Regions from separate parts of the Homo sapiens genome. Here region 2 is linked to region 1. A link is a loop called in an ENCODE intact Hi-C map of the cell type or tissue named here. Cell type or tissue: mammary epithelial cell. All regions are shown on one strand. Links, peaks and the distances in the headings refer to the core of each region. The heading gives the core; the rest is flanking DNA. Region 1 overlaps LOC105372093 (a long non-coding RNA gene). Region 2 overlaps LOC105372093 (a long non-coding RNA gene).

Region 1 (10,350 bases), core at 1,728-9,727:
ACCTACATGAATCAACTTGGAAGTGTGCTTAAAATGCAGATTCCTGGGCCCACCCCAAATTCTGATTAAGAAACACTATGGTGGGGCCTGATAATTTATGAGTTTTTTCTTAAGTGTATATGTTCTCATGCCCAACAGCTGTGAAAATTACTAGACTAGTAGAAATCCTTCTTAGCTCTAACAGTCCAACATCTTGGAAATTAGAAACAAATCCACATTCATGAGAAAGTACCTGTAACATTTCAGGAGACACTACACACTCAGATGTAAAATGAGAGCTTGCAAAGTCATAGAAAATAAGAAGGCATCATTTCTACCAAAAGCATTACTAATCAACTGCTTCAAGACTGGGAAGTCATTTTCTATTACTGGCATAGAAGAGGAATAACAACATTATAAAAGGTACTTTAAAAAAAGATGGATTTTCTGAGCTCTGAGACTACACTGAAGGAAAATAAGCCATAATTCTATGTCACTATGAGCCCATAATTTTTGCCAGAAAGAGAATAAAAGGAGTCAGGTCTTCCCTAAACCTACTTGCTAGAATAATCAGGCATAGGGATTAGCTAAAGGATGCAGAGAAGCCCTCTCTACATCTTCCCCCAGCACCAAGAAAGCTATGCCAGCCCTTGGGCCCAACACAGCTTTGATCATTAAAGAATCATGCCAACAAAGGTTTGGAAGCAGTGCACCTAATGATCTGAGTGATATTCAAATTTAAATTGACATAGAATGAAGAGAAAATAAAAGCCTTGTACAGGTCTCTGCATCTTGAGGTCCTACATTTGCACATCTCACTACCATCAAAATAATCAAAGTACAATGAGCTCTCGAATGAGACCTAGAACAGACCTGGAACATACAGATTATCAAAGGCTTATCCAAGAAGACATCTGCAAAACTGAATTCTGAAGGCTTAATACGTGTTAGTCACAAAAGTGTTGGAGAAATTGTAGGATACTGGCCAGGTGAACTAACACACACCAAGATCTGGAAGAAAAGCATCAAATGAAGTATACAAACTACAGGTAGTTCATTCATTTGCAACCTATCCCAGAGTGGTGAATGGTGAGGCTGGAAAAGTAAGCAAGGCGAGAGCATGAGTGGCCTTCATTGCACACAAGTACAGGAATGTGGGCTTTGTCCTGAAGGCAATAGAGAGGCACTGGAAGGTTCAAGGCTGGGGAGCAACTCTAGCTGCATGTAGAGAATGGGCTGTAGCAGAGCAGTATTCCAACTAGGGAGACTAGTAAGAAAGTTAGTGCAACACTCCAGGTAGGAAACAATGAAAGTCTGACACAAGAGAATGGTAGTGGGACGGATAAAAGGAAAATTCCCTAAAGCACTTTGAGTTGTAGAACTAAGACTTAGTGATTGATTTCACTTGAAGAATAAGACAAAGGGGATAGTCAGCAATGACTACTTCGGGCACCTGAGGTGGTGACAGTCAGTGAAAAGTCAAACACAGAAAGGAAGCAAGTTGCAAAGGTTGGGGCAGAAGAATCCAAGTAAAGCCTCCCAGGAGGCAGTTGACCGTAATGGCCTGAGACTTAAGACAGTGATTTAGGCAGCAGATGATAAATCAAACCACAAGCCAATAAAATGACCCCAGGAAAGAATTAAGAGTGAGAAGAAGATGAACATAAAACCCCAGGGAAAAAAATCAGCCTTTAAGCTGCAACAGAAGAAAATGGGCATAAGAAAAGCTAAGAGTCACCAGAGAGGCAGAAGGAAAACTATGAGAGTGGGTACTACAAAATTCAAAGGAAGAAAAGATTTTAGGAAAGGAGTGTTAATCATGGCCACTGTTTCCAAAAGGTTGTCCATGAGATTCCACAATGAAGAGGTCCCTGATGATCTTGGGAGGCACAGCTTGGAGTGGTGGGCGCAAAGCCAGAGAGCCTTAGATTTAAGAGAGAATGGGAGGTGGGAGGTAGGAAGTGAGGACAATGAGTTGGAAAACCTTGGTGAAGCGAATCTGTAAAGAATTTAAAAGAGGGAGGCAACCAGTGCTGGATGGGAGACGGGAAGGTGATTCTTTTAAAGATGGAAGACACTTGGGACAATTTAAAGGACTGAAATTTACTGAGTATTCATATGTGACCTCATTTGAACCTCCTAATATTCATGAGGAAGTTTTCCCATTCTGCAGATGTGGAAACTGGAACTGAGGCTAAGTGACTCAGAAACATAGGGGAAATTGATGGTGGGCTTTGGAAGAAGAGATACAGCCATTACTTCCTTGCCTGAATTCCCACTGCCACTTCATCATGCTGGAGGCACAAGGCAGGGAGGCATGGAGAGAAAGACGGAAAAGAGGATTGGAAAGGAAGACTCACAGTGCTAAGTCCCCATTAGGTGCAGGAACTATTAGAAACTTACTTATTACTGCATTAGCCTGTTCTCACACTGCTATTAAAGACATACCCAAGACTGAATAATTTATAAGGGAAAGAGGTTTAACGGACTCACAGTTACATGTGGTTGGGGAGGCCTCACAATCATGGTGGAAGGTGAAAGGCATGTTTTGTTTTGTTTTTGTTTGTTTTTTGAGATGGAGTTTCACTCTTGTTGCCCAGGCTGGAGTGCAATGGCGTGATCTCACCTCACTGCAACCTCCGCCTCCCCGGTTCAAGCCATTCTCCTGCCTCAGCCTCCTGAGTAGCTGGGATTACAGGTGCCCACCACCACACCCAGCTAATTTTTGTATTTTTAGTAGAGACAGGGTTTCACCATGTTGGCCAGGCTGGTCTCGAACTCCTGACCTCAGGTGATCCATCCACCTTGGCCTCCCAAAGTGCTGGGATTACAGGCGTGAGCCACTGCACCCGGCCTGAAAGGCATGTCTTACATAGAAGGAGGCAAGAGAGAATGAGAGCAAAGTGAAAGAGGAAACCCCTTATCAAACCATCAGACCTCGTGAGACTTATTCATTACCTCAAGAACAGTATGGGGGAACTGCCCCCACGATTCAATTATCTCCCTCCTGGTCCCTCCCACAGCATGTGGGAATTATGAGAGCTACAATTCAAGATGAGATTTGGGTGGGGACACAGCCAAACCATACAAATCACCTTTAATCAAATCCCACTAACCCCTCAAGGAAGACACTATTATAAAGTTTGGCTTACAGTGAGTAAGAGCTCTGAGGTTGAGAAAGGTTACACCTTCACCAGGTCATGCCACCAGTAAGTGACTGCATCTGATGTCAACTTGGATCTGCAGAAATTAAGGTGTCCTCTCACCGCTTCTAGCGAGCCCTTCATTTCAGAGTCTCAGGCACTCTCCTCCAGCAACTCCACTAGTCTCCACATCACCCCTACCCCCACCCCCACAGTAGACTATTTATGAACACTGCTTTCATTCCAGTCTGTGCTCACCCAAACCCTACATGGCCTCATGTCTCACACCGGGGTCAGCCCCACAGTGGCATGAGACCACGTGCCTGGAGGAACGGAAGCTGAAGAATACTTCACTGGGTCCTTCCCTTTTACTCAACGGTAAGTAATTTAAAAGACTATTTTTATATGAAAAAATAAATCTGAAGACATTGCTGAGCCAAACACAAAAATTACATGAATTTCTGAGATGAAATATGAGACTTCCATGAGATGTCCTGCTTGTGGTGCAGCTTTGGACTCCAGCAAGTTCCTGTTTAGAATATTTCAATGGAAATTCATGAAAAACAACTTAAAACAGGATAAAGGGCTTATGGTGGAATTTCAGAACTTCCAGTCCATCCCACTTGCTTTCCAGGCTTAACTAACCCCACTTCCCCACAAGAACCTTACTCGATACTCCTACTACATCCCTTCAGCTTTCCCCTTTATCTCGGCTTCCCCTGCAGCCTGGAATGCCCTTCTTCTACTCACTCATCTGAAACCTGTTCACCTTCCATGAAGTCCTGTAGGATCACAGTCATCTCCCTTCCACTAATCTCCCATGTTAAGCCAGCACTTGTCACTGCTATCGTGCATTGTTATATTATCCATCTGTGGTGTAGGGCTTGTCTCTCTAAGCTGCTTAATAATAGGGATCGTGTCTGCTATATCCTTGGGCTTCCACACATAAGCAAGATAGCTTTCCCAGAGAAACAAAAACAGCAGCAGCACCAACTTATATTTAATAGGTACTCATATATATGATCTCATTGGAACTTCATAATAATACCATGAGGAAGTTTCCCTACAAAACTGACACTTAGAGAAGCTAAGTGACTCTTGCAAGGCCATACAGGTTGGAAGAGACTGCTACATTCTGGCAGCAGAGCCTGTGCCATACTAAGTAGGTGCTCAAAGAATATTTATTAGTTGACTTTTTCCACTTCTTCCTCTTAAATGGTAGCAGAGTACCATTAAGTGATCTTCATAGACTCCATAGAGAATAGCAGAATCATCTAGCAGAGCCCCCCCGCTCATTTCTGACCCACAAAATCACTAGACATAATACAATGGGCTTATTGATTTAGGTCATTACGTTTCTGATTAGTTTTTCAAGTGGCAAGAGAAATCTGAAAAACCCTCATGAGTTCTGAAGCAAATTTCTCATAGTTGGCATTTAACACAATTTTTGTATTATCACTGAGCACACATTAGGCAAAGTCTGTCCTAGTGCATTCTCAGTTCATTGTTGATGCCCTTTCCCAACAATCCAGTTCTCTCCAAGGTCCTCTGAAGATCCCCTCTCAGATCTTCTTCCCTCAAGATGCCCTAAACCTTAGAATCCTTCTGGTCTTATGCCTCTCTTCCTTCTTTCTTCTTTTTTCTTTCTTCTCCTCCTTCTCCTTCTTTCTTTTCCCTTCTTCTTCCTTCTTCTTCTTCTTTCTTCTTCTTCCCTCCCCCTCCCCCTCCCTCTCCCCCTCCTTCCCTCTCCTTCTCCTTCTCCTTCTTTCTTTTTACCCAGGCTGCAGTGCAATGCCATGATCTCAGCTCACTGCAACCTCCACCTCCTGGGTTCAAGCAGTCCTCCCATCTCACCTCCTGAGTAGCTGGGATTACAGGTGTGTGCCACCACACCAGGTTAATTTTTGTATTTTTAGTAGAGACAGGGTTTTGTCATGTTTGCCAGGTTGGCCTTCTTCCTTCTTTACCCTTCTATTATCCTTCCTCTCCTCCCATTAAAGTGTTTCATTTTAAAGGAATAATTTTTTTTTAATAGAGTCTCACTCTGTTACCCAGACTGGAGTGCAGTGGCTTGATCTCAGCTCACTGCAACCTCCACCTCCTGGGTTCAATTAATTCTCCTGCCTCAGCCTCCTGAGTAGCTGAGATTACAGGCAGGTGCCACTAAGCCCTGCTAATTTTTTTGTATTTTTAGTAGAGACGGGGTTTCACCAAGTTGGCCAGGCTGGTCTCGAACTCCTGACCTAAAATGATTCACCTGCCTCAGCCTCCCAAAGTGCTGGGATTACAGGTGTGAGCCACCATGCCCCACCTTAAAAGAAGAATTTAGTAGCCCTAAAGAATCTCCAAGGTGAAGACTAGAAGAGAGAAATCAATGCAGCATTTGTGTAGAGACCTAGGAGGAGAGGGCCTGAACACCAAGCAGTCTCCCTGGTGTTTCTTCTCCATCTTCTATTCATAGCCTTCTACACAAACCAGAAAAAGATCATCAATTTTACACCAGATGTGAGAAGATGCCCACTCCCACTGCCTCCCCCAGTAGTAAGTCCTAATTAAAACTTGCTACCCTCTGAATCTAAAATGATTTAATGCTTCCTTTCCTTTGAAGTGATGATATTACAGATTTTATTATCTTTTCAAGGAGAAAAGGTCTGTTAGAATAAATAAAGCCTTAGTATATGAAGTAATGTTCAGAGTGTCTTATCAACTTTAGTCTTCCCCTGGGAATCCTCTCTCTTCCCCTCTGCTCACCACATCCTGTCCTTCTCTTCCAGCCCTGCTCTGATTATTAACTAAGAACCCATAGAAACTAAGGTTTCCTTTAGCTCTCCCTAAATGGGGTTTGAATAACCCACTAACCATGTTTAAACAGGTCTTCTTAATCATAAACATCACCCTAGAAGACAAACATCACTCTTCTATTATGTGGCTGCCCATAAAACCCAGACAGCTTCCTGTTTCTCTGTTTGGACCTCATGTGCCTGCCAAAGGTATGTGCCATTTCCCAGTGGCTTTGAGGGAGGCATAAAAGCCAGAGCCCACAGGACTGTGTTACTCAGTCTTTGTCTTAGGTCTCAGGTGGGGCCAGATAGGGAGGGGAGTGTCACATCTTGTTGCATTACTAAGGCTGATGGTCACCCAAAATACAAAGATAGGACTGTATCTCTTGGAGATGAAGGTTCACATGTCAACATACACCTCCCACCTATGTCAGTCTTCCCATCCCCAACCTTGGTCATGTCATTCCTCACCTCACTTCCCTCCTACTCCACTTCCAATGTGGAAAGGACCCCTCTTCTCCTGTCCACCCAACTAATAGCTACCTAGCCCACCAAAGTACACTTCAAGCCCCACCTCCTTTCTGAAGCCTCCACTGCCCACTCAGGTGACTTTCTTCTACCATTCACAGATGGTAACATGTGTGTATCATTCCTACCTAAAATGCTGGAGAATGGTATGTTAACTCTTCCTGTGGTATTTGTTTTCCCAACATTATATTTAAGTTCCTGGAGTGCAGAAAGTGTGTGCTGTCCATGTTTGAATGCCCCACATGCCTAATGAAGGACAATGTAGATGGAAGACCCATGAGCAATATACTGAATCAATTAAAGAGACAGGGCATGACATTGTTCAGGCAGCTGTTAATAATAATAATAAAATTAGTTGCTATTATTAAGCCTGTCTTAAACTGCAGAGAACAAGACAGACACAGGGGATGACCTACAAGCTTCAAGACTCAGAGAATTCAACAACCTTAAGAAATACCTCCTGGGCAGAATGCTGTATTTGGAAGGTTGGAAGACTCTGAGCTTGAGAACCCTGAAGAAGGCGGAACTGTTGGGTTGCCGGCAGCCGGGAAGGGTTTGCCTGACACTCTTGGCTGGGCGGGAAGAAATGGGGGGAAGGAGAAGGGCGGCGCACTGGGCTGCTGGAAGCTGGGTTCCTTCCGAAGGGACGTTACGCTACCGTCCGTAATATCACCCCAAGCCCTAGCATTCTCAGGAAAGTCGCTTATGAAGCTATGACTCAAGTGCCGCAGTGCTTGGGCCCACGCTTCGCAGCGTGGAATCAGCGGCGGGGCGCGGCGGCACGAGGAAGCTGTGCAAAGCCGAAGGGGCAGCCTCAGACCAGGAACCTTACCCGTCTGGCGGGTCTTATGGCCGAGTCACCGTGGCGGCGCGGCAGCTCGGGCCCGGTTCTTCCGGGCGGGCCGGGGTGGTCACCTCTGCAAAGCAGGGTTTCTGGGCCGTGATCGAGTCTTGCTCACGGGCATGTCGGGAAACGCCTGCTGCGCTCCCTGCCTGAAAATCCACTCTTGAAAATGCACTCCCTTAGGTTAAAACGCTGCCTTTCCTAAGGACCTTCTTTAAAAGTAAATCCTAACATAAGTTGGTGCAACCAATTTCCTTCCCTTACAGACGCTAAAAGCAGAGCACTGAAGGGGTGGGATTCTTGAAGGGGAGGGAGGGAGGTAAGGCTACTGATGATCCTGGAAGGGACAGCTCCACTGCGAAGGGTTTAGGGGAAGGCGGATATCAGCTCTGGTTGCTCGGTTAGTTTGCCCTATTTGAGCTGACGACTTTCGTTAATGAATTTCACCTCTAGTGCTCAGTGGTTTATCTGAAAGAAAAGGCTGGACTAGAGAAGTGGTTCTCAAATTGGTCCCCAGACCAGCAACATCAGCATCAGCTGGGACCTCGTTAGAAATGAAAACTATAGGCCAGTCCTAGATCTACTGAATGAGGGACTCAGCGGAGAGCCCAGGAATGTCTTTCAACAGCCCTCCAAGTGTTTCTGATTCATGCTGTCATTTGGTGACAAACTGGACTAAATGATCTGGCGAGTCCCTTGCACAGAAGAGAGCTGATACTTTTTAATGTGGTTCATGAGGCCATACAAGGCCCTCACTGATGTGGTCCTCATGTAACTGTCCAGTCTCTTAAGGCAACAGTCTTTCTCATCTACATAAAACTGATAAAACTTTCTCTAAAGAGATTTCCTCTTTGAAACCCAGGCTTACATATGCTGCTCTTCCTGACATAGCCTTTTTCTTCCATTACTATCTCCTATTTGTCCTGTAAGACTTGTTTTGTGATTATCTCTTCCAGGAAGGCCATCTCACACCTCCCAAGGTCAGGTGTCTCCCTTCTGTGTTGTTGTAGCACCTTGTAAATGTTATATCCATTTACCACCTTTATCAGGTCACCCACCAGACTGAGCGAGGTGTGAGCAGAAACTTGTACTTCTGCACGTTCAGTGTCTGACACAATGTTAGCCACTACAGTAATCATCAATGCATGAGTGAATGAATGGATGAATTGAATCCTTTTGTCAACTGAGGGCTCAGATAGTGGCTTTCTGGTTCTTTTTGATCTCTAATCATTGATAATTTAAAGCTCTTCGTGTTACCCCAATGATTTGATCAATGCTTATTACTGTTAGTAATTTTTTTTTTTTTTTGAGACGGAGTTTCACTCTTGTCACCCAGGCCCGATCTCGGCTCACTGCAACCTCCACCTCCCAGGTTCAAGTGATTCTCCTGCCTCAGCCTCCCGAGTAGCTGGGATTACAGGCACCCACCACCATCCTCAGCTAAATTTTTATATTTTTAGTAGAGATGGGGTTTCACCATGTTGGCCAGGCTGGTCTCGAGCTCCTGACCTCAGGTGATCCACCCACCTCAACCTCCCAAAGTGCTGGGATTAGCCACCACACCCAGCAACTGTTAGTAATTCTTTATAGTACATTACATAATACAAATTATTTCATATCCATTAGCCCATTTCAACTTCTCATCAACCTTAAGAATTAGAGTAGGTATTGTTTTAATCATTTTAACAGCTGTAAAACAACTCACAGATATTAAATGGCTTTCCATGGTTACCTATTTCTGTAAAAATTATTTACACAGAGTACAAATAAAACACAAAGTGTCTCCTTGGCAAGGCATAGTGATAGACACATAGGAGTTAAAAACTTATTAAAGACATGATCCTTATCCTCAAGGAACCTCTATTTTAGGAAAAATAAAACATATTCTCCAAATAGCCACAACGTAATAAGTGTATAATAAATCCAATCTTAAGTGAGTCATTCCATTAAGGATTTAGGAGTTTGGTGGACAGAGAAACTGTGGGTGGCAGAGTAGTTAGGGGAAACATGATTGGGGCAGAGGCAGAAATTGCATGATGACTGGACAGAAAAGGATGTGAACAGATATGAGAAGAAAGCCTCCCAGGAGCAGAGAATAGACTAATAAATGAACAGAGACTGGAACAATCAACATTGTCTGGGGCAGTGAATATATCTAATAGCTGTAGCAAATAGCAGAGATGCTATGAAGGGGAGCTGTGAAAGTCAAAGATAGAACTGGTGGTGGCACTACATATGCCACTGAAAGTGGGCTTGATGGGAGGATTTTTCATACTTTTATTAGGCTATTAGTGGCCACTCTTGAAATTACAACATATATCATTGATTTATTAAACATTAATGTTAACTCTTAATTTTCCGTCCTCCCAGACAATGCAAGGACCTTAGAACACTTTAACTCTATTACCTCCCTCCTGACTTGCTATCGTTATCATGGATCTTGAGTATGTATTTTAAACCCCACTAGTCATTATTATTTTCATTTTGCATAGTCAGTATTCATTTATATTTACCTGTGTTGTTTCCATTTTCATTCCTCTTCAATTTTTCCTTCATCTCCAAGCTTTCATCTGGGATCTTCTCTTTACCCAAAGAATATCTGTCAGAATTTCCTTTAGTGCAGGTCTCTTGGTGGCAGCTTCTTTCAGTTTTTATTTCACTGACTTTATTTTACCATGATTACTGAAAAATATTTTTACTAGGTGTAGAATTCTAGATTGGCCAAATTGAAAATATCATTCTACTATTTTCTTATTTCTGTTATCATTTTTGAGAAGTCTGCTGTCATTCTTTTTGTTCTTGGAGATGAGGGTCTCACAGTGTTGCCCAGGTTGGAGTGCCATGGCTAGTCACAGGTGCAATCATAGCTCACTGCAGCCTCGAACTCCTGGCCTCAAGCAATCCTCCCACCCGCCTCAGCCTCTTGAGTAGCTTGGACTACAGGCAGGCACCACTGCACCTGGTTTACCAGCATTCTAATTGTTGCTTCTGTCTATTGTCACTTGTCTGCTTTTAAAATTTTTCTCTTTGATTTTGGTCTTCTGAAATTGGACTATGATATGTCTAGGTATGAGTA
Region 2 (10,350 bases), core at 1,227-9,226, 75 kb before region 1:
ATTCAGGACTCAATCTCGACACCTGACCAAATGGGCCTAACAGACATCTACAGAACTCTCCACCCAAAAACAGCAGAATATACATTCTTCTCAGCTGCACATGGCACATACTCTAAAATCAATCACACAACCAACCATGAAACAACCCTCATCAAATTCAAAAAATCCGAAATCATACCAAACACATTATCAGATCACAGAGCAATAAAATAAAAATCAATAGGGGCCAGGTGCAGTAGCTCACACCTGTAATCCCAGCACTTTGGGAGGCTGAGGCAGGTGGATCACCTGAGGTCAGGAGTTCAATACCATCCTGGCCAACATGGTGAAACCCTGTCTCTACTACAAATACAAAAATTAGCTGCATGTGGTGGCACACGCCTGTAGTCCCAGCTACTCAGGAGGCTGAGGCAGAAGAATTACCTGAACCCGCGAGGCAGAGATTGCAGTGAGCTGAGACTGCACCACTGCACTCCAGCCTGGGTGACAGAGCAAGACTCTGTCTCAAAAAAAAAAAAAAAAAAAAAAAAAAACTACTGACATGAAGAGCCAAGATGGCCGAATAAGAACAACTTCAGTCTACAGCTCCCAGTGTGAGCGACGCAGAAGACGGGTGATTTCTGCATTTCCAACTGAGGTAGCAGGTTCATCTCACTGGGGAGTGTCGGAAAGTGGATGTGGGACAGTGAGTGCAGCGCACCGAGCATGAGCCAAAGCGGGGCAAGGCATTGCCTCACCTGGGAAGTGCAAGGGGTCAGGGAATTCCCTTTCCTAGTCAAAGAAAGGGGTGACAGACAGAACCTGGAAAATCGGGTCACTCCCACCCTAATACTGTGCTTTTCCAAAGGTCTTAGCAAACGGCACACCAGGAGATTATATCCCGTGCCTGGCTCCGAGGGTCCTATGTCCATGGAGCCTCACTCATTGCTAGCACAGCAGTCTGAGATCAAACTGCAAGGCGGCAGCGAGGCTGGGGGAGGGGCGCCCGCCATTGCTGAGGCTTGAGTAGGTAAACAAAGCAGCCGGGAAGCTGGAACTGGGTGGAACCCACTGCAGCTCAAGGAGGCCTGCCTGCCTCTGTAGACTCCACCTCTGGGGGCAGGGCATTGCCAAACAAAAGGCAGCAGAATCCTCTGCAGACTTAAATGTTCCTGTCTAACAGCTTTGAAGAGAGTAGTGGTTCTCCCAGCATGCAGCTGGAGATGTGAGAATGGACAGACTGCCTCCTCAAGTGGGTACCTAACCCCCGAGTAGCCTAACTGGGAAGCACCCCCCAGTAGGAGCAGACTGACACTTCACACGGCTGGGTACTCCTCTGAGACAAAACTTCCGGAGGAACGATCAGGCAGCAACATTTGCTGTTCACCAATATCCACTGTACTGCAGCCTCCACTGCTGATACTCAGGAACAGGGTCTGGTATGGACCTCTAGCAAACTCCAACAGACCTGCAGCTGAGGGTCCTGACTGTTAGAAGGAAAACTAACAAACAGAAAGAACATCCCCACCAAAACCCCATCTGTATGTCACCATCATCAAAGACCAAAGGTAGATAAAAGCACAAAGATGGGGAAAAAACAGAACAGAAAAACTGGAAACTCTAAAAAGAGTGCCTCTCCTCCTCCAAAGGAATGCAACTCCTCATCAGCAATGGAATAAAGCTGGATGGAGAATGACTTTGACAAGTTGAGAGAAGAAGGCTTCAGACGATCCAACTACTCCAAGCTAAAGGAGGAAGTTCGAACCCATGGCAAAGAAGTTAAAAACCTTGAAAAAAAATTAGATGAATGGATAACTAGAACAACCAATGCAGAGAAGTCCTTAAAGGACCTGATGGAGCTGAAAACCAAGGCATGAGAACTATGTGACGAATGCACAAGCCTCAGTAGCTGATGTGATCAACTGGAAGAAAGGGTATCAGTGATGGAAGATCAAATGAATGAAATGAAGTTAGAGAGAAGTTTAGAGAAAAAAGAATAAAACTAAACGAACAAAGCCTCCAAGAAATATGGGACTGTGTGAAAAGACCAAATCTACATCTGGTTGGTGTACCTGAAAGTGACGGGGAGAATGGAACAAAGTTGGAAAACACTCTGCAGGATATTATCCAGGAGAACTTCCCCAATCTAGCAAGGCAGCCCAACATTCAAATTCAGGAAATACAGAGAACGCCACAAAGATACTCCTCGAGAAGAGCAATTCCAAGACACATAATTGTCAGATTCACCAAAGTTGAAATGAAGGAAAAAATGTTAAGGGCAGCCAGAGAGAAAGGTCGGGTTACCCACAAAGGGAAGCCCATCAGACTAAAAACTGATTTCTCAGCAGAAACTCTACAAGCCAGAAGAGAGTGGGGGCCAATATTCAACATTCTTAAAGAAAAGAATTTTCAACCCAGAATTTCATATCCAGCCAAACTAAGCTTCATAAGTGAAGGAGAAATAAAATACTTTACAGACAAGCAAATGCTGAGAGATTTTGTCACCACCAGGCCTGCTCTAAAAGAGCTCCTGAAGGAAGCACTAAACATGGAAAGGAACAAACAGTACCAGCCACTGCAAAAACATGCGAAATTGTAAAGACCATTGAGGCTAGGAAGAAACTGCATCAATTAACGAGCAAAATAACCAGCTAACATCATAATGACAGGATCGAATTCACACATAACAATATTAACCTTAAATGTAAATGGGCTAAATGCTCCAATTAAAAGACACAGACTGGCAAATTGGATAAAGAGTCAAGACCCATCAGTGTGCTGTATTCAGGAAACCCATCTCACATGAAGAGACACACATAGGCTCAAAATAAAGGGATGGAGGAAGATCTACCAAGCAAATGGAAAACAAAAAAAAGGCAGGGGTTTCAACCCTAGTCTCTGATAAAACAGACTTTAAATCAACTAAAATCAAAAGAGACAAAGAAGGCCATTACATAATGGTAAAGGGATCAATTCAACAAGAAGAGCTAACTATCCTAAATATGTATGCACCCAATACAGGAGCACCCAGATTCATAAAACAAGTCCTTAGAGACCTACAAAGAGAGTTAGACTCCCACACAATAATAATGGGAGACTTAACACCCCACTGTCAACATTAGACAGATCAACGAGACAGAAAGTTAAGAAGGATATCCAGGAATTGAACTCAGCTCTGCACCAAGTGGACCTAATAGACATCTACAGAACTCTCCACCCCAAAACAACAGAATATACATTCTTCTCAGCACCAAACCACACTTATTCCAAAATTGACCACATAGTTGGAAGTAAAGCACTCCTCAGCTAATGTAAAAGAAAAGAAATTATGACAAACTGTCTCTCAGACCACAGTGCAATCAAACTAGAACTCAGGATTAAGAAACTCACTCAAAACCACTCAACTACATGGAAACCGAACAACCTGCTCCTGAATGACTACTGCATACATAACGAAATGAAGGCAGAAATAAAGATGTTCTTTGAAACCAGCGAGAACAAACACACAACATACCAGAATCTCTGGGACACATTCAAAGCAGTGTGTAGAGGGAAATTTATAGCAGTAAATGCCCACAAGAGAAAGCAGGAAAGATCCAAAATTGACACCCTAACATCACAATTAAAAGAACTAGAGAAGCAAGAGCAAACACATTCAAAAGCTAGCAGAAGGCAAGAAATAACTAAGATCAGAGCAGAACTGAAGAAAATAGAGACACAAAAAACGCTTCAAAAAATCAATGAATCCAGGAGCTGGTTTTTTGAAAAGATCAACAAAATTGATAGACCACTGGCAAGACTAATAAAGAAGAAAAGAGAGAAGAATCAAATAGACGCAATAAAAAATGACAAAGGGGATATCACCACCAATCCCACAGAAATACAAACTACCATCAGAGAATACTATAAACACCTCTACGCAAATAAACTAGAAAATCTACAAGAAATGGATAAATTCCTCGACACATACACCCTCCCAAGACTAAACCAGGAAGAAGTTGAATCTCTGAATAGACCAATAACAGGCTTTGAAATTGAGGCAATAATTAACAGCTTAGCAACCAAAAAAAGTCCAGGACCAGATGGACTCACAGCCGAATTCTACCAGAGGTACAAGGAGGAGGTGGTACCATTCCTTCTGAAACTATTCCAATCAATAGAAAAAGAGGGAATCCTCCCTAACTCACTTTGTGAGGCCAGCATCATCCTGATACCAAAGCCTGGCAGAGACACAACAAAAAAGAGAATTTTAGACCAATATCCCCGATGAACATTGATGCAAAAATCCTCAAAAAATACTGGCAAACCGAATCCAGCAGCACATCAAAAAGCTTATCCACCATGATCAAGTGGACTTCATCCCTGGGATGCAAGGTTGGTTCAACATACACAAATCAATAAACATAATCCAGCATATAAGCAGAACCAACAACAAAAACCATATGATTATCTCAATAGATGCAGAAAAGGCCTTTGACAAAATTCAACAACTCTTCATGCTAAAAACTCTCAATAAATTAGGTATTGATGGGATGTATCTCAAAATAATAAGAGCTATCTATGACAAACCCACAGCCAATATCATACTCAATGGACAAAAACTGGAAGCATTCCCTTTGAAAACTGGCACAAGACAGGCATGCCCTCTCTCACCACTCCTATTCAACATAGTGTTGGAAGTTCTGGCCAGGGCAATCAGGCAGGAGAAGGAAATAAACGCTATTCAATTAGGAAAAGAGAAAGTCAAATTGTCCCTGTTTGCAGATGACATGATTGTATATCTAGAAAACCCCATCATCTCAGCCCAAAATCTCAAGCTGATAGGCAACTTCAGCAAAGTCTCAGGATACAAAATCAATGTGCAAAAATCACAAGCATTCTTATACACCAATAACAGACAAACAGAGAGCCAAATCATGAGTGAACTCCCATTCACAATTGCTTCAAAGAGAATAAAACACCTAGGAATCCAACTTACAAGGGATGTGAAGGACCTCTTCAAGGAGAACTGCAAACCACTGCTCAATGAAATCAAAGAGGATACTAACAAATGGAAGAACATTCCATGCTCATGGATAGGAAGAATCAATATTGTGAAAATGGTCATACTGCCCAAGGTAATTTACAGATTCAATGCCATCCCCATCAAGCTACCAATGACTTTCTTCACAGAATTGGAAAAACTACCTTAAAGTTCATATGGAACCAACAAAGAGCCCGCATTGCCAAGACAATCCTAAGCCAAAAGAACAAAGCTGGAGGCATCACGCTACCTGACTTCAAACTATACTACAAGGCTACAGTAACCAAAACAGCATGGTACTGGTACCAAAACAGAGATATAGACCAATGGAACAGAGCAGAGCCCTCAGAAATAATGCCACATATCTACAACCATCTGATCTTTGACAAAACTGACAAAAAAGAAATGGGGAAAGGATTCCCTATTTAATATATGGTGCTGGGAAAACTGGCTAGCCATATGTAGAAAGCTGAAACTGGATCCCTTCCTTACACCTTATACAAAAATTAATTCAAAGTGGATTAAAGACTTACATGTTAGACCTAAAGCCATAAAAACCCTAGAAGAAAACCTAAGCAATACCATTCAGGACATAGTCATGGGCAAGGACTTCATGTCTAAAACACCAAAAGCAATGGCAACAAAAGCCAAAATTGACAAATGGGATCTAATTAAACTAAAGAACTTCTGCACAGCAAAAGAAACTACCATCAGAGTGAACAGGTAACCTACAGAATGGGAGAAAACGTTTGCAATCTACTCATCTGACAAAAGGCTAATATCCAGAATCTACAATGAACTCCAACACATTTACAAGAAAAAAACAAACAACCCCATCAAAAAGTGGGCAAAGGATATGAACAGACACTTCTCAAAAGAAGACATTTATGCAGCCAAAAACTGCATGAAAAAATGCTCAACATCATTGTCCATCAGAGAAATGCAAATCGAAACCACAATGAGATACCATCTCACACCAGTTAGAATGGCGATCATTAAAAAGTCAGGTGCTGGAGAGGATGTGGAGAAATAGGAACACTTTTACACTGTTGGTGGGACTGTAAACTAGTTCAACCATTGTGGAAGTCAGTGTGGCAATTCCTCAGGGATCTAGAACTAGAAATACCATTTGACCCAGCCATTCCATTACTGAGTATATACCCAAAGGATTATAAATCATGCTGCTATAAAGACACATGCACACATATGTTTATTGCAGCACTATTCACAATAGCAAAGACTTGGAACCAACCAAATGTCCAACAATGATAGACTGGATTAAGAAAATGTGGCACATATACACCATGGAATACTATGCAGCCATAAAACATGATGAGTTCACGTCCTTTGTAGGGACATGGATGAAGCTGGAAACCATCATTCTCAGCAAACTATCGCAAGGACAAAAAAAACAAACACCACATGTTCTCACTCGTAGGTGGGAATTGAACAATGAGAACACATGGACACAGGAAGGGGAACATCATACACCGGGGCCTGTTGTGGGGTGGGGGGAGGGGGGAGGGATAGCATTTGGAGATATACCTAATGTTAAATGACTAGTTACTGGGTGCAGCACACCAACATGACACACGTATACATGTGTAACTAACCTGCACGTTGTGCACATGTACCCTAAAACTTAAAGTATAATAAAAAAAACTACTAAGAAAATTGCTCAAAACCATACAATTACATGAAAATTAAACAACTAAACAACCTGCTCCTAAATGACTTTGGAGTACACAATGAAATTGAGGCAGAAATCAAGAAATTATTTCAAACTAATGAGAGCAAAGATACAACATACCAGAATTTCTGGGACACACCTAAAACAGTGTTAAGAGGAAATTTTATAGCATTATCTTATGTCAAAAAGTTAGAAAGATCTCAAATTAACAACTTAATTCACATCAAGAAGAACTAGAGAAACAAGAGCAAACCAACCCCAAAGTTACAGAAGACAAGAAATAACTAAAATTAGAGCTGAACTGAAGTAAACTGAGATGTGAAAAACCACACAAAAGGTCAACAAATCCAGGAGTTAGTTATTTGAAAGAATAAATAAGATTAATAGACTGTTAGCTAGATGAATTAAAAAAGAGAAGATCTAAATAAACACAATCAGAAATAACAAAGGGAGATTACCGTCAACCCCACAGAAATGCAAAAATTAAACCCTCCAACACTGCTATGAACATTTCTAGGCACACAACCTACAAAACATGAAACAATGGATAAATCCCTGGAAACATACAATCTCCCAAGATTCAACCAGGAAGAAACTGAATCTCTGAAGAGACCAATAGCAAGTTCCGAAATTGAATCAGTAATAAGAAGCCTGCCAACCAGAAAAAGCCCAGAACCAGATGGATTCACTAGTGAATTCTACCAGATGTATATAAAGAAAGAGGGGGTACCATTCCTACTTAAACTATTCCAACAAATAAGGAGGAGGGACTCCTCCACAACTCATTCAATGAGCCCAGCATTATCCTGATAGCAAAACCTGGCAGAGACACAACAAAAAGAGGAAACTTCAAGCCAATATCTTTGATGAACATAAATGCAAAAATACTCAACAAAATACTAGCAAACTGAATCCACTAGCACATCAAAAGGCTAATCCACCATGATCAAGTAGGCTTTATCCCTGAGATGCAAGTTTGGTTCAACACATGTAAATCAATAAATGTGATTCTTCACATAAACAGAACTAAAAACAAAAACCACATGATCATCTCAATAGATGCAGAAGTCTTTCAATAAAATCCATTATATCTTCATGTTTAAACCCCTTGACGAACTAAGCATTAATGAAACATACCTCAAAATAACAAGAGCCATCTATGACAAACCCATAGCCAACATCATACTAAATAAGCAAAAGCTGGAATGATTCCCTTTGAGAAACAGAGCAAAAAAGGGATGCTTCTCACTGCTCCTATTCAACATAGTACTGGAAGTCCTAGCCAGAGCAAATAGGCAAGAAAAAGAAATAAAAGGCATTAATAGAAAAAGAGAAGAATTCAAACTATCTCTGTTTGAAGATGGTATGATTTTATACCTCGAAAACCCCATGGTTGCTGCCCAAAATCTCCTATTTCTGATTTTAAAAACTTCAGCAAAGTTTCAGCATACAAAAATTATGTACAAAAGTAGCATTTCTGTACACCAACAATGTCTAAGCTGAGAGTCAAATCAAGAATGCGATCCCATTCACAATAACGACAAAAAGAATAAAATATCCAGGAATACACTTAACAAGGGAGGTGAAAGATCCTACAATGAGAATCACAAAACACTGCTCAAAGAAATCAGAGATGACACAAACAAATGGAAAAACTTTCCATGCTCATGGATAGGAAGAATCAATAGTTAGAATAACCATACTGCTCAAAGCAGTGTATAGACTCAATGCTTGTATTAGTCTATTCTCACATTGCTATAAAGAAATACCTAAGACTGGGTAATTTCTAAAGAAAAATGGGTTTAATTGGCTCACAGTTCTGCAGGCTGTACAGGAAGCATGGCAGCATCAGCTTCTGTGTAGGCCTCAGGGAGATTTTACTCATGGCAGAAGGCAAAGCAGGAGCAGACATCTTACATGGCAGGAGAAGGACCGAGACAGAGTGAGGAGGTGCCACGCACTTTTAAACAACCAGATCTCATGAGAACTCACTATTGTGATGACAGCTCCAAGGAGGATGGTGTTAGACCATGAGAAACCACCCTCATGATCCAATCACCTTCCACCAGGCCCCACCTCCAACACTGGGGATTACATGTTGAATCATGAGATTTGGACAGGGACTCAGATCCAAATCATATCATTCCATCCCTGGCCCCTCTCAAACCTCATATCCTTCTCACATTGAAAAATCCCATCATGCCTTCCCAACATTCCTGCAAAGTCTTAACTCATTCCAGCATTAACTCAAAAGTCCAAAGTCCAAAGTCTCATCTGAGACAAGGCTAGTCGCTTCTGCCTATTAGCCTGTAAAATGAAACACAAATTAGTTATTTCCAAGATACAATGGATATATAGGCATTGGGTAAATACTCTCATTCCAAAAGGGAGAGATCAGCCAAAAGAAAGGGTGAATAGGCCTCCTGCAATTCTAAAACCCAGCAGGGGAGTCATGGGAAGATCCATCCCTGTGGGCTCACAGGGCAGGTTTATCCCTGTGGCTTTGCAGTGTTCAGCCTGCATGGCTGCTCTTAAGGGCTGGTGTTGAGTGTTTGCAGCTTTTCCAGGTACATAGTGCAAGACTTTGGTGGGTCTACAATTCTGGGGTCTGGAGGATGGTGACCCTTTTCTCACAGCTTGACTAGGCAGTGCCCCAGGGGGTCTATGTTGGGGGGGGTCCAACCCCACATTTCCATTCCACACTGCCTTAGCAGAGGTTTTCCATGAGGGCTCTTCCTCTGCAGCAGGCTTTTCCATACATCCTATGAAATCTAGGTGGAGGCTCTCAAGCCTTAACTCTTGCTCTCTGTGCACCTGCAGGCTTAACACCACATGGAAGCCACCAAGGCTTCTAGCTTGCACCCTCTGAAGCAGTGGCCCAAGGTGTACCTGGGTCCTTTTTAGCCACAGCTGAAGCTGGAGTAACTGGGATACACGGTCCAGTGTCTCAAGACTGTGCAGGGCTGCAGTGCCCTGGGCCTGGCTCATGAAACCATTCTTTCCTTCTAGGCCTCTGGGCCTGTGATGGGAGGGGCTGCTGCAAAGGTCTCTGAAATGCCTGAGGCCTTTTCCCCCATTGTCTCGGCTGTTGTGATTTGGCTCCATTCCACTTATGCAAATTTCTGTAGCCTGCTTGAATTCCTCCCCATGAAAATGGGCTTTTCTTTCCTACCACATTGCCAGGCTGCAAATTTTCTGAACTTTTACACTCTGCTTCCCTTTTAAATATAAGTTCCAGTTTCAGGTTGTTTCTTTGCTCACACATTGAGCATAGGTTATTAGAAACAGCCAGGCTACTTCTTGAATGCTTTACTATTTGGAAATGTCTTCCCCCAGATAACCTAAATCATCACTCTCAAGTTCAAAGTTCCATAGATCCCTAGAGAAGGATCACAATACACCCAGGCTCTTTGCTAAAGCACAACAAAAGTGACCTTTACTCCAGTTCCCAATAAGTTCCTAATTTTCATCTGAGACCTCCTCAGCCTGGACTTCATTGTCCATATCACTCTTAGCATTTCAGTCACAACAATTTAACATGTCTCTAGAAAATTTCAAATTTTCCCTCACCTTTCTGTCTCCTTCTGAGCCCTCCACACTCTTCCAATCTCTGCCCATTACCCAGTTCCAAAGTTGTTTCCACATTTTGAGATATCTT

The links. A loop is a pair of places that touch in the nucleus more often than their neighbours do. Peaks named below come from ENCODE experiments on the same cell type or tissue, not always from the same donor. Only the 100,000 strongest peaks of a DNase experiment are listed, where the experiment ranks them.
Region 2: a loop joins it to region 1, with 21 times the contacts of the local background. A loop is called at or near these places in 3 of 110 quality-filtered maps.

What each region holds. Positions count from the first base shown.
Region 1 is chr18:45,768,319-45,778,668 of GRCh38, forward strand. It overlaps LOC105372093 (a long non-coding RNA gene), which reads right to left. Exons shown (of 10, transcript XR_935423.3): 3 at 9,788-9,956. Among named protein-coding and RNA genes, the nearest start is that of SLC14A1, 49 kb to the left of the region's middle. In mammary epithelial cell, for the core only: no CTCF peak of the experiment used is centred there; DNase peaks (open chromatin) are centred at 6,023 and 9,293; H3K4me3 peaks cover 486 bases; H3K27ac peaks cover 2,233 bases.
Region 2 is chr18:45,693,930-45,704,279 of GRCh38, forward strand. All of the region lies in intron 6 of LOC105372093 (a long non-coding RNA gene), which reads right to left. Among named protein-coding and RNA genes, the nearest start is that of SLC14A1, 25 kb to the right of the region's middle. In mammary epithelial cell, for the core only: no CTCF peak of the experiment used is centred there; no DNase peak of the experiment used is centred there.